Regions from separate parts of the Homo sapiens genome. Here region 1 is linked to region 2. A link is a contact called in ENCODE Hi-C or POLR2A ChIA-PET data. All regions are on one chromosome and are shown on one strand. Each heading gives the region's core, a stretch centred on a gene start or an enhancer-like site at or near the end of the contact. The rest is flanking DNA. Distances are from core to core; before and after follow the strand shown. Region 1 overlaps IQGAP1 (IQ motif containing GTPase activating protein 1). Region 2 has its middle 33 kb from the start of ZNF774.

Region 1 (5,590 bases), core at 453-2,952, 140 kb before region 2:
TCACTACAGGCAATCTACATTTCTCACTAGCTGATATCCTAAAACTTGAATGTTAAATCAGTTGCTGGGAACTTAAAAGCAAATTTTCACACAGAAATATAATGAATGTTGTGATTACTTTCCTTAGTACAGCTAACAAAAGCCTCACAGCATAGTCTGAGTTGACTATTGTGGATAGAGATGATGTATGATGTAGTGGAGGTGACTTACTTTCCTCTTCCTAAATTCGTTAAGACAAGTTTCTTTTTTAAAGGCGCTTATTGGTGACCATTTGCTCTGAATGGCATTTTAAACAGAATTAGATTAGTAGAAATACCTTCCTCTAATATCTTCCAATTTTTTTTTTTTTTGAGACAGAGTCTCGCTCTGTCACTCAGACTGGAGTGCAGTGGCGTGATCTCGGCTCACTGCAAGCTCTGCCTTCCAGGTTCACGCCATTCTCCTGCCTCAGCCTCCCGAGTAGCTGGGACTACGTGCACCCGCCACCACGCCCAGCTAATTTTTTGTATTTTTTTAGTAGAGACGGGGTTTCACCATGTTAGCCAGGATGGTCTCAATCTCCTGACCTTGTGATCTGCACGTCCTGGCCTCCCATAGTGCTGGGATTACAGGTGTGAGCCACTGCGCCTGGCCGTTATCTTCCAATTTTCAAGAATGTGGCTGCCATATTTCAATTTGGGGAAGTAGCTTATGGATTAGCCCCAGGTAGTCACTACTGTTACTGAGAGTTAGCACAATAGGATTCTACTTCTACCTACTCTCAGTGTGATAGAATCAGAAACCACTGCTGATACCCCATTAGATTTCCATGGTCATACTGAGGTTATGTAGGTTTCAACGATCTCAAAAGAGTGGGGGTTCTTTATTAAGATGCCTGTAAGGTCTTTACAGAGAGCATCAATTCAGCAGATTACTGGGGCAATCTTCTCTAGAAAAGACAAGGCACTTCAGGTTTTAAAGTGGCCAGGTTGTGAGAGTCATGTTTGTGGTGATCTACGCAGACCCAACAAAATTAACATACTCCTGAGGCTTGAGCTAACAGCAGTTGGTATAAATAGCAGCTCAAAAATTCATTTAGATTGCTCGATGTGAATATAATTTGCCAAGGCATGAATGAGGCAGAATAAAGAACTTAGTAAATCACCATAACTATGTGCCTAAATGAGGCAGGGTCTGAGCTTTGAGGCAAAGTGAAACGTTTCACTGCCCAACAGTTGAAGTCACAAAACCTTAGGGAAGGCTTGGCTTTCCTCCTGTTTTATTAGAGAAAGACACAACATTTCACTCCATATAGTGAAGCAGCCACAATCCCTGCAATTTATAAAGAGTGCAGGTGACAGGATAAGGCCAAAGGAAAGCATCTGAAATTGAAAGCAGTGATTTCTCTTAAATGCAGTCTTTTAGAAAGATCATTTAACCTAATTATGGTAGGTGCTGGCCTTACAATTCTAAGAGGCACTGTCCCAATTTTAAGAAGCTCACAGTCTTGGGAAAGGGAAAGAGTAAACAGATAAATAGAATGCAAGAACAAATAAATCACTTAAAAGCTGCAGAACCTAGTACCTTCCTACCACTAGTCGCTTTCTATTACTGAAAATAGAAAATGACCACACACCATCCCCTAGAGTCCTAAGAATAACTACTGGAAATACTAGACAATAGTTCCAATGTGAGACAATACAATGAGTCAGCTGCAGGCTTGTGACAACTTAAATTGTGAAGTCATAAGCGAGAGGGCTGATGGTCTAGTCTCCAAGAGAAGCAGCAGAAAAATCCTCGTATCATAAAAACAGAAGCATTTCCACAGAATCAAGCCATTTTGGGTTCACTTCTGGGATAATCATACAACAGATATCTGAGCAGAATCTGCTGTAAGCAAAGTTGTGAGACTTAGCACAACCTCCCTTGCATTGAGAAAGGTAGAACCTTTCTAAGCATTCAGAATTCTTTCTTCCCTGCCCCATGCAGATTAAAGTAAAACCTTTCATACATACTCCTTAAGAAATAAGCAATAGAGCAATAGTATGAAAGGCAAGAAAAAGTGAATGGATGGGTGTCTCAGGTGTTTCAGGGAAACATTAATACAGAAAAGCCCCTCACCAGAATGAAGAAGGAAAGAGAGACAGCATACACTACACCTCATCCCAGTGTAAGAAGAAAGAACAGGTTCTTTCTGCTCCAATTAGACTGAATAAAATGACAAAACCCAAATCCTTCTGGTAAAATTTGTTTTAAAGAGATTACCTAAAGATTAACTCAAATGACTGAGCAGAGTGTTAAAGCCCAGGCTAGATATTATGGAGAGAAAACAGATTTGCTGTAAAAATGCTATCTAAGATATATTCAAGCACAGCTCCCTAACAACTCTGACACTTAGAAACACGCTGATTGCATTTCAGAAGAGGTAAAGAGATAGGGACCAGAAGTCAGAATTTAAAAAAAGAGTGGGCAATGATTGGAGGTAGAAGAGGTGAAGAAGCCACAAACACAGGAAAAGGGGGAAGAGGCAAAGGAATGACTATGTTATGTACATGTATATATGGAAAGCACACACTCACACACCCCTCTAAAGGGCACTTCTCATCACTCAAAACTTTTTAAAAAGACTTTACTTACTATGTGGCTTGGTTTGCATGTGTGATGATAGACCCAATATTACATATATAAATATATAACCACATATATACCACATACACACATAAACACACATACACAAATCTGTACAACACGTTTATCAACTACACAACATAAGCACTGACCAATCAGGATGGAGCAGAGTCCTTATGGTCACTGCTGGTTTAGTTGCCATATAGTGGGATTTCAATTAGAGTTGGGGAGTGATGGCAAAGATATGGGAGGGTTGGGACAGTAACAATGTACCAAACAAAATAAAAGAATTTCAATGTCCTAACAACTGGTACAGCTGTGCTGGTGTGAACCAGCTGATTACTAGCTACATGTATATAAGCATGTGTGCATAAGTGCATATACACACATGGAGGTCAGAGAGAGATTTAAGTCATTCTTTTTTTTTGAGACAGAGTCTCGCTCTGTCGCCCAGACTGGAGTGCAGTGGCCCGATCTTGGCTCACTGCAAGCTCCACCTCCTGGGTTCATGCCATTCTCCTGCCTCAGCCTCCCGAGTAGCTGGGACTAAAGGCGCAGGCGCCTACCACCATGCCGGGCTAATTTTTTTTTTTTCTTTTTTTTTTTTTTTTGTGTTTTTAGTAGAGATGGGGTTTCACTGTGTTAGCCAAGATGGTCTTGATCTCCTGACCTCGTGATCCACCTGCCTCAGCCTCCCAAAGTACAAAGATTACAGGTGTAAGCCACCGCACCCAGCCGATTTAAGTCATTCTTATTCTTTCTTCCTTTTTGAGATGCAGCTTCGCTGTCACCCAGGCTGGAGTGCAGTGGTATGATCTCAGCTTACTGCAACCTCCTACTCCCGGGTTCAAGCAATCCTCCTGCCTCAGCCTCCTGAGTAGCTGGGACTACAGGGGTGTACACCACACCTGTATTTTTAGTAGAGATGGAGTTTCGCCATGTCAGCCAGGCTGGTCTCAAACTCCTGACCTCAAGTGATCCGCCTGCCTTGACCTCCCAAAGTGCCGGGATTATAGGCGTAAGCCACCACACACGGCCTAAGTCATTCATATTCTTAATTATAAAATGAGTTCTTGAGGAGCCCTGATATCCATGTCTTGCATTCAGACTGTACTACTCACGACTAGTAATCCACTTTTATCAAGAGTCCCACAAACACTAAATTTAATGAAGAGAAACGTGACATTAGTGAAAATGGTAAAGACCTCTGAAAATCCTCTCCACCATGAAAAACAAACAAACAAAAAACATTGGTACACTGGCAAACAATCACCAGCATCAGTTTTTCTTTTTTTGAGACGGAGTTTCACTCTTGTCACCCAAGCTGGAGTGCAGTGGTGCTCATTGCAACCTCCACCTCCTGGGTTCAAGTGATTCTCCTGCCTCAGCCTCCTGGGTAGCTGCGATTACAGGTGCCTGCCACCACGCCTGGCTAATTTTTTGTATTTTTAGTAGAGATGGAGTTTCACCATGTTGGCCAGGCTGGTCTCGAACTCCTGACCACAGGTGATCTGCCCACCTGGGACTCCCAAAGTGCTGGGATTACAGGGATGAGGCACTGCGCCCAGCCCTTTTTTTTTTTTTTTTTTTTTTTTAAAGACAGGGTCTTGCTTTGTCACTCAGGCTGGAGTGCAGTGGTGCAATCTTGGCTCACCGCAACCTCAGCCCCCTAGGCCCAAGTGATCCTTCCATCTCAACCTCCCAAGTGCCTGGGACCACAGGTGCACACCACCGTGTCCAGCTAATATTTTTATTTTTCGTTAAGACAGGGTTTTACCATCTTGCCCAGCCTGGTCTCAAATTCCTGGGCTCAAACTATCCACCCGCCTTGGCATCCCAACGTGCTGGGATTACAAGCATGAGCCACTGCACCCGGCCAGTTTTTTCAATACGGTAGAAATTAACCAAAGGCTTGCAGAAATTGGAGAATGCATTCAAGAAAAACAGCTGAAACTCAGTAAGAACAGTGAGTTCTGTGGTGCTTTAAACTCCCCTATTCCAATCTGCCCCTCCTACCATCCCTTCAAAGCCCCATTCCCAAAGAACTGTCATTAGCTGACCTGTTCAGAGGTCACACTCGCATGGCTGTCTTTATTTGACCTGACCAAGAGCTCATCCACTGCAAACAGCCTTTTCTCCAAAAGCAATTGTCAAAAACATTAAGGATAACAGTTTAGGCAAACAAGAGACTAACTAAAAACCTTATAAGGAAAAGCTGGAGAATGAGATGTTCATGGAGAGCTCTGACAACTTGACATATTCCTGGATGGGATCTAGGAGGCCACAGTGCATGTGTGGGCTGTGCACATGCTCAGAAAAGATCTGATAAAGCTCTTGTTTAGCATATCATCATGAAATATAAAATGGGCAACCAGCGGCCCTCAGGGCTGCTCTGTCTATGGAGAAGCCATTCTTTTATTCCTTTACTTTCTTAATAAACTTGCTTCCACTTCACTCTATGGACTCTCTCTGAATTCTTTCTTGTGTGAGATCCAAGAACCATCTCTTGGGGTCTGCATCGGGACCCCTTTCCTACACAGTACTGCAGCTCAAAACAAAACAAAAAATATCCCCCACACAAAAAACTCCGGACCACGTGGCCTCACTGGTGACTTGTAACAAATGTTTAAAGAACTAGCTAATCCTTTACAAACTCTTTGAAAATATAAAAGGAACACTTCAAGTCATGAGGCCAGTATTACCCTGATACCAAAACCAAACACAAAGATATCAGAAGAAAATAAAACTACAGACCAAATTTAAATTAAGATCTTTTGCTCTCTAAATTTGTAACTCAGTGATAAATATTTTTAAAAACACTCCCAAATGGCTGATGGAGACTTAGATGCTCAGGTGATGCCAAAAACAAAAAACAAAACAAAACAAAACAAAAAACCCAAACCAAAAACAAACAAACAAAAAACAATTCCACCCAATGTGTAGTTCACCCAGCTGGGCCTGGCAATGTTAAGCAATTTTTCCT
Region 2 (5,401 bases), core at 977-3,476:
AGCCTCCCAAGGAGTTGGGACTACAGGTGCGTGCCACCATGCCCGGCTAATTTTTGTATTTTTACTAGAAATGGGGTTTTGCCATGTTAACAGGCCAGGCTGGTCTTGAACTCCTGATCTCAGGTGATCCACCCGCCTCAGCCTCCCAAAGTGCTGGGATTACAGGCGTGAGCCACTAAGCCCAGCAGTCCTTTACTTTCTTATTAAATGTGCTTTCTCTTCATTCTGTTGGCTTGCTCTTGAATTCCTTCTTGTGCAAAGCCAAGAACCCACGTGGCCTCCCAGGTTGACTGAATCCCAAAATTGGGGGTTCAGCCTGTGACAAAAATATTCATAAAACTATAAATTAAGCAATATATTTATTGAGAAAACACTTATAACAATATAGCAGACAATAGATTGGTATCTTCAATAAATAAAGGGGTCATACAAATGGATTTTAAAATTAAGATCCCAATAAATAAATGAGTAAAAGGGCCAGACATGATGGCTCATGCCTGTAATCCCAGTACTTTGGGAAGCCAAGACAGGAGGACCCCTTGAGCCCAGAAGTTGGAGGCTGCAGTGAGCTATGATTTTGCCACTATGTTCCAGCCTGGGAGCAGAGCAAGACTCCGTCTCTAAGTAAATAAATAAGTAAAAACTGCTAACAATTTATAAAAAACAGAAATACAAATTTTAAAATGTTAATTTATACTAGTAATTAATTGATTTTTTTTTTAAGATGATAATTTTGTTCTTGTTGCCCAGCGTGGAGTGCAATCGCGGGATCTCAGCTCACTGCAGCCTCCACCTCCCAGGTTCAAGTGATTCTCCTGCCTCAGCCTCCCGAGTAGCTGGGATTATAGGCACATGCCATCACGCCCGGCTAATTTTTTTTAATTTTTAGTAGAGACGGGGTTTCACCATGTTGGCCAGGCTGGTCTCGAACTCCAGACCTCAGGTGATCCTCCTACCTTGGCCTCCCCAAGGTGCTGGAATTACAGGCGTGACCCACCACGTCCAGCCTAATTGCAAATTAAAACATCTTTTTTACCAGTGCACTGATAAGAGAGATTTATAAAATTGTTTTCATTACTTTTGATTAGGGTGCAATTAGGTGTGCATTCCTTATGGTACTTGGTGTTGATAGTACACAATGATGCAAGCTTTCTAGGAAGTTTTTTGCAGCATGAATAAAAAGACTTGCAAATGTTTTTGACTCAGTAATTTCAATACTAGGTCTCTTATAAGGAAATAATCAGAAATATATATAAAAATATATAAGAATAGTCAATACAGCAAAAAACAAAATGATCAGTGTCTAAAAATAAGAAAATTATTACAAAATTACAATAGAACCCTATCATGAAAAAAGATCATTCAACCACTGCAAATAATGCTTATGAAGAATTTACAACGACATGGGAAAATACTCAACATACATTGCAGTACATGAAAAATCAGGACATGGACCTATATGTTTTATGTTTGCAACCATATAAAAATATGTGTACAATATATTCATATGTAGCAGATACTCTGCTGAAGATGTAACTTGTGAGTTTTATTTTCACTGCTTTTCCAAAGAATGCCAGAAAGTCTGCCCCCGGGTAGCTGACTCCCCACGGAGCTCCCCTTCCTCTAGGGAAAGTAAAAGGAATTTAGCTGTTTTAAGGGCTGGTCCTCCAACTGGAGACAATCAGGCTCTATTGTCAGAGAAGGTAGGGAACCCTTGACCTACCTTTATGTATGAAAGGCACACCAAGGATGCCTAAAAACCAATTGGAAGTCGCTCTTCGGGGAAGTTTGTAGCTCTATGGTCCGGGAAGGAATTAGAACAAGCCCATTTGGGAATGATAGTAGAGGAGTTAAAATTTTAAAAAGTAAAAATAGAACAAGCCCAGTCTGGTTTAAGGGTTGAAAACACCTGGGCAAGAAAGAAAAAGTTGTTATTGTCTGGAATGGGTGTTCCTCTGAGCCAGTCCTGACATAGTGCTGGGGCTGGCGGCGGGCTTGCGGGGCGAGGCTTTGCGGGGGCCTGAAAGGGCTGGGTACTATGAAGCCCTGGGAACTGGTAAGGACTCTGGATTAGCTAGTGCGGGGACAGAGGAAATTCTTCCTCTCTGGCCAGCAGTTACCGCCTTGGTGGGAACGCGCAGGAGCAGCGAAGAGTGACACCTTGTGGTGGTTAAGAGCAAGGGCAGAAACAGCCACAGACCACCGCTAGGGACTCCTGGGCTCCGCTCCAAAGGGTATGAATGTCCACAGGACTCCTTTGTGCATGACATATGCCTCAGGTTCCTGGGCAATCCCAGAGAAGGAGTAGCTCTAAGAAGGAGGTAATTGGCTAAGTCAGTAGTTAAAGGATAGAGCTAGTTTTTAGAAAAAGTTTTAAATGCATCTTGATTGTTATGGTACAGCTGGCCACTGCTGGGGCTCAGAAAACAATAGCCTAAAATGAGAACCTCAGCAGCAGCTTCGTAAGCAAACGTTTTCCTCTGACTTTCTCTTCCATGCCTTTCTCTCAGTACCATTCTCCCCTGCGGTTACCCATAGAAATCAGAGTCCCTTTTCCCTATAGTCAGCCATAAAACTTAAAAATGCTACTCTAGGCCGGGTGTAGTGGCTCACACCTGTAATCCCAACACTTTCGGGAAGCCGAGGTGGGCAGATGACATGAGGTCAGGAGTTCGAGACCAGCCTGGCCAACGTGGTAAAACCCCATCTCTACTAAAAATACAAAAATTAGCTGAGTGTGGTGGCGTGTGCCTGTAGTCCCAGCTACTTGGGAAGCTGAGGAAGGAGAATCGCTTGAACCCAGGAGACAGAGGTTGCAGTCAGCCGAGATCGCGCCACCGCACTCCAGCCTGGGTGACGGAGTGAGACTCCATCTCAAAAAAACAAAACAAAAAAATGACTCTAATTTCCCCTCCACCTTTCTGTGTCAAACTGCCCATAAAGAAACTAACTGGGCCGGCTACAGTGGCTCAGGCCTATAATACCAGCACTTTGGGAGGCTGAGGCGGGCAGATGACACAAGGTCAGGAGTTTGAGACCAGCCTGGCCAACGTGGTAAAACCCCATCTCTACTAAAAATACAAAAATTAGCCAGCCATGGTGGCGTGTGCCTATAGTCCCAGCTACTCGGGAGGCTGAGGTGGGAGAATGGCTTGAATCTAGGAGGTGGAGGTTGCAATGAGCCGAGACCATGCCACTGCACACTAGCCTGGGTGACAGAGCGAGACTCTGTCTCAAATAAAAACAAAACAAAAAAATTATCTAGGTGGGTGCAGTGGCTCATGCTTGTAATCCCAGCACTTTGGGAGGCAGAGGCAAAGGTTTAATTGAGCTCAGGAGTTCAAGACCAGCCTGGGCAATATAGGGAGACCCCCTGTCTTTACAAAAATAGAAATTAAAAAATTTGCCTGGTGTGGCGGTGCACCCCTGTGGTTCCAGCTACTTGGGAGGCTGAGGTGGGAGGATTACTTTAGCCCAGAAGGCTGAGGCTGCAGTATGCCGTGATCACGACACTGTACTCCAGCCTGGTGACAGAGCAAGACCCAGTCTCAAGAAAAAAAAATTATCTGACTTAACTTGTTTGACTGTAGATCATAAGACCTCCATTCCCGGCAGGTCCCTGCCCCTCACCCAGAAGGAAGGAATGCTGCAGAGAAAGTCCAAGAATCTGGAGAGACAGGCTGGGCTGGGTTTCCCCACTCAGTCTATTAGCAGTAGACCATATTCTTTCTGTCCATATATATATATATTTTATTTTATTTTATTTATTTTTTTATTTTTATTTTTTTTTGAGATGGAGTCTTGCTCTGATGCCCATGCTGGAGTGCAGTGGCACAATCTCAGCTCACTGCAACCTCTGCCTTCCAGGTTCAAGCGATTCTCCTGCCTCAGTCTCCCTAATAGCTGGGATTACAGGCACATGCCACCACACCCAGCTAATTTTTGTATTTTTAGTAGAGATGGAGTTTCGCCATGGATAGAGGTATTTTAACTGGGGTGAGATATATCTCATTGTAGTTTTGCTATGCATTTCCATTATGAGTAATGAGATGGAGGATATTTTCATAACTGTTGGCCATTTGTACGTCTTTTTTTTTTTTTTTTTTTGTCTGAGATGGGGTCTTGCTCTGTCACCCAGGCTGGAGTGCAATGGCATGATCTCAGCTCACTGCAACCTTCGCCTCCCGGGTTCAAGTGATTCTCCTGCCTCAGCATCCCAAGTAGCTGGGATTACGGGTGCCCACTACCATGCCCAGCTAATTTTTTTGTGTTTTTAGTAGAGACAGGGTTTCACCATGTTGGCCAGGCTGGTCTTGAACTCCTGACCTCAGGTGATCCGCCCCCCTCAGCCTCCCAAAGCATTGGGATTACAAGCGTGAGCCACCGCGCCTGGCCCAATCATATTTTTACATGGCTCTCCATACTTTGTTAAACCTAAGCATAAAAATGGACAATTCCACCTGTATCTTTGAATCTTCATTAATTGTATACTTGTTAAATAAATCTGTGTGCTTTTTCTCTTATTAACCTGTCTTTTCCAAGTTGATTTTTCAGGGAAACTTCAGAAGGCCAAGAAGAACTTATCCTCTTGGCCTCTACACCATACGCATATACATTAAAAAAAAAAGGGGCCAGGTGTGGTGGCACATGCCTGTAATCCCAGCACTTTGGGAGGCCGAGGCGGGTGGATCACCTGAGGTCAGGATTTCGAGACCAGCCTGGCCAACATGGCAAAACCCCATCTCTATTAAATTAAAAATACAAAAATTAGCCCTGCTACTCGGGAGGCTGAGGCAGGAGAATTGCTTGAACCCAGGAGGTGGAGGTTACAGTGAGCCGAGATCGTGCCGCTGGACTCCAGCCTGGGCAACAGAGTGAGACTATGTCTCCAGTAAATTAATTAATTAATTAATTAAAGTATGTAGAAATCAACCTCATTTTTTTTAAATGGCTGAATAGAATTCCAAGGTATAGATGTTCCATATGTTTTAAAGCTAGGCCTCTGTCCACAAACATTTAAATAATTTGGTTGTTTTTCTGTTTTTGGTTATAAATATTGCTGTAATAAACATTCTTGTACATATATTGGCATATTTTTGTGATTACATCTACAAGATATATTCCAATTTATACTAAAACCAACAGTGTGAAAGTGAATTATTTTCTTACCAACACCATTGTGAATTATTACACTTAAAAAAATTTGCCCATACCCAATACTATAGGATAAATATTATGTGTGCGTACATATATACATACATATATATATATATATATGCTTTCATTTGCATTTTAAAAATTATTAATGGGCTGGGCGTGGTGGCTCACGCCTGTAATCCTAACACTTTGGGAGGCCGAGGCGGGTGGATCACTTGAGGTCAGGGGTTTGAGATCAGCCTGT

The links. A loop is a pair of places that touch in the nucleus more often than their neighbours do. ChIA-PET counts read pairs that join two places held with the same protein, here RNA polymerase II (POLR2A). Pooled maps may share reads with other maps.
Region 1: a map of MCF 10A shows a loop between it and region 2 (4-fold over the local background). The contact joins two enhancer-like sites. A Hi-C loop is called at or near these places in 25 of 168 maps with a recorded cell type or tissue (Calu3, GM11168, GM13977 and 17 more), 1 of 37 single-sample maps with no recorded cell type and 8 of 50 pooled maps. POLR2A ChIA-PET finds 5 or more read pairs at or near these places in 7 of 52 experiments (Caco-2, HEK293, MCF 10A and 4 more).

Annotation. Positions count from the first base shown.
Region 1 is chr15:90,459,612-90,465,201 of GRCh38, reverse strand. The region is part of intron 15 of IQGAP1 (IQ motif containing GTPase activating protein 1); the gene reads right to left. Among named protein-coding and RNA genes, the nearest start is that of CRTC3, 68 kb to the left of the region's middle. RefSeq lists an enhancer at 1,520-1,609. Within about 2 kb of position 1,702, at least 5 of the 41 ENCODE cell types and tissues checked have a DNase peak (open chromatin) inside an H3K27ac peak, as active enhancers do; they include gastrocnemius medialis, where a contact is called at or near this core.
Region 2 is chr15:90,316,961-90,322,361 of GRCh38, reverse strand. No RefSeq gene overlaps it. Among named protein-coding and RNA genes, the nearest start is that of ZNF774, 33 kb to the left of the region's middle. RefSeq lists an enhancer at 2,199-2,308. Within about 2 kb of position 2,226, at least 6 of the 41 ENCODE cell types and tissues checked have a DNase peak (open chromatin) inside an H3K27ac peak, as active enhancers do; they include gastrocnemius medialis, where a contact is called at or near this core.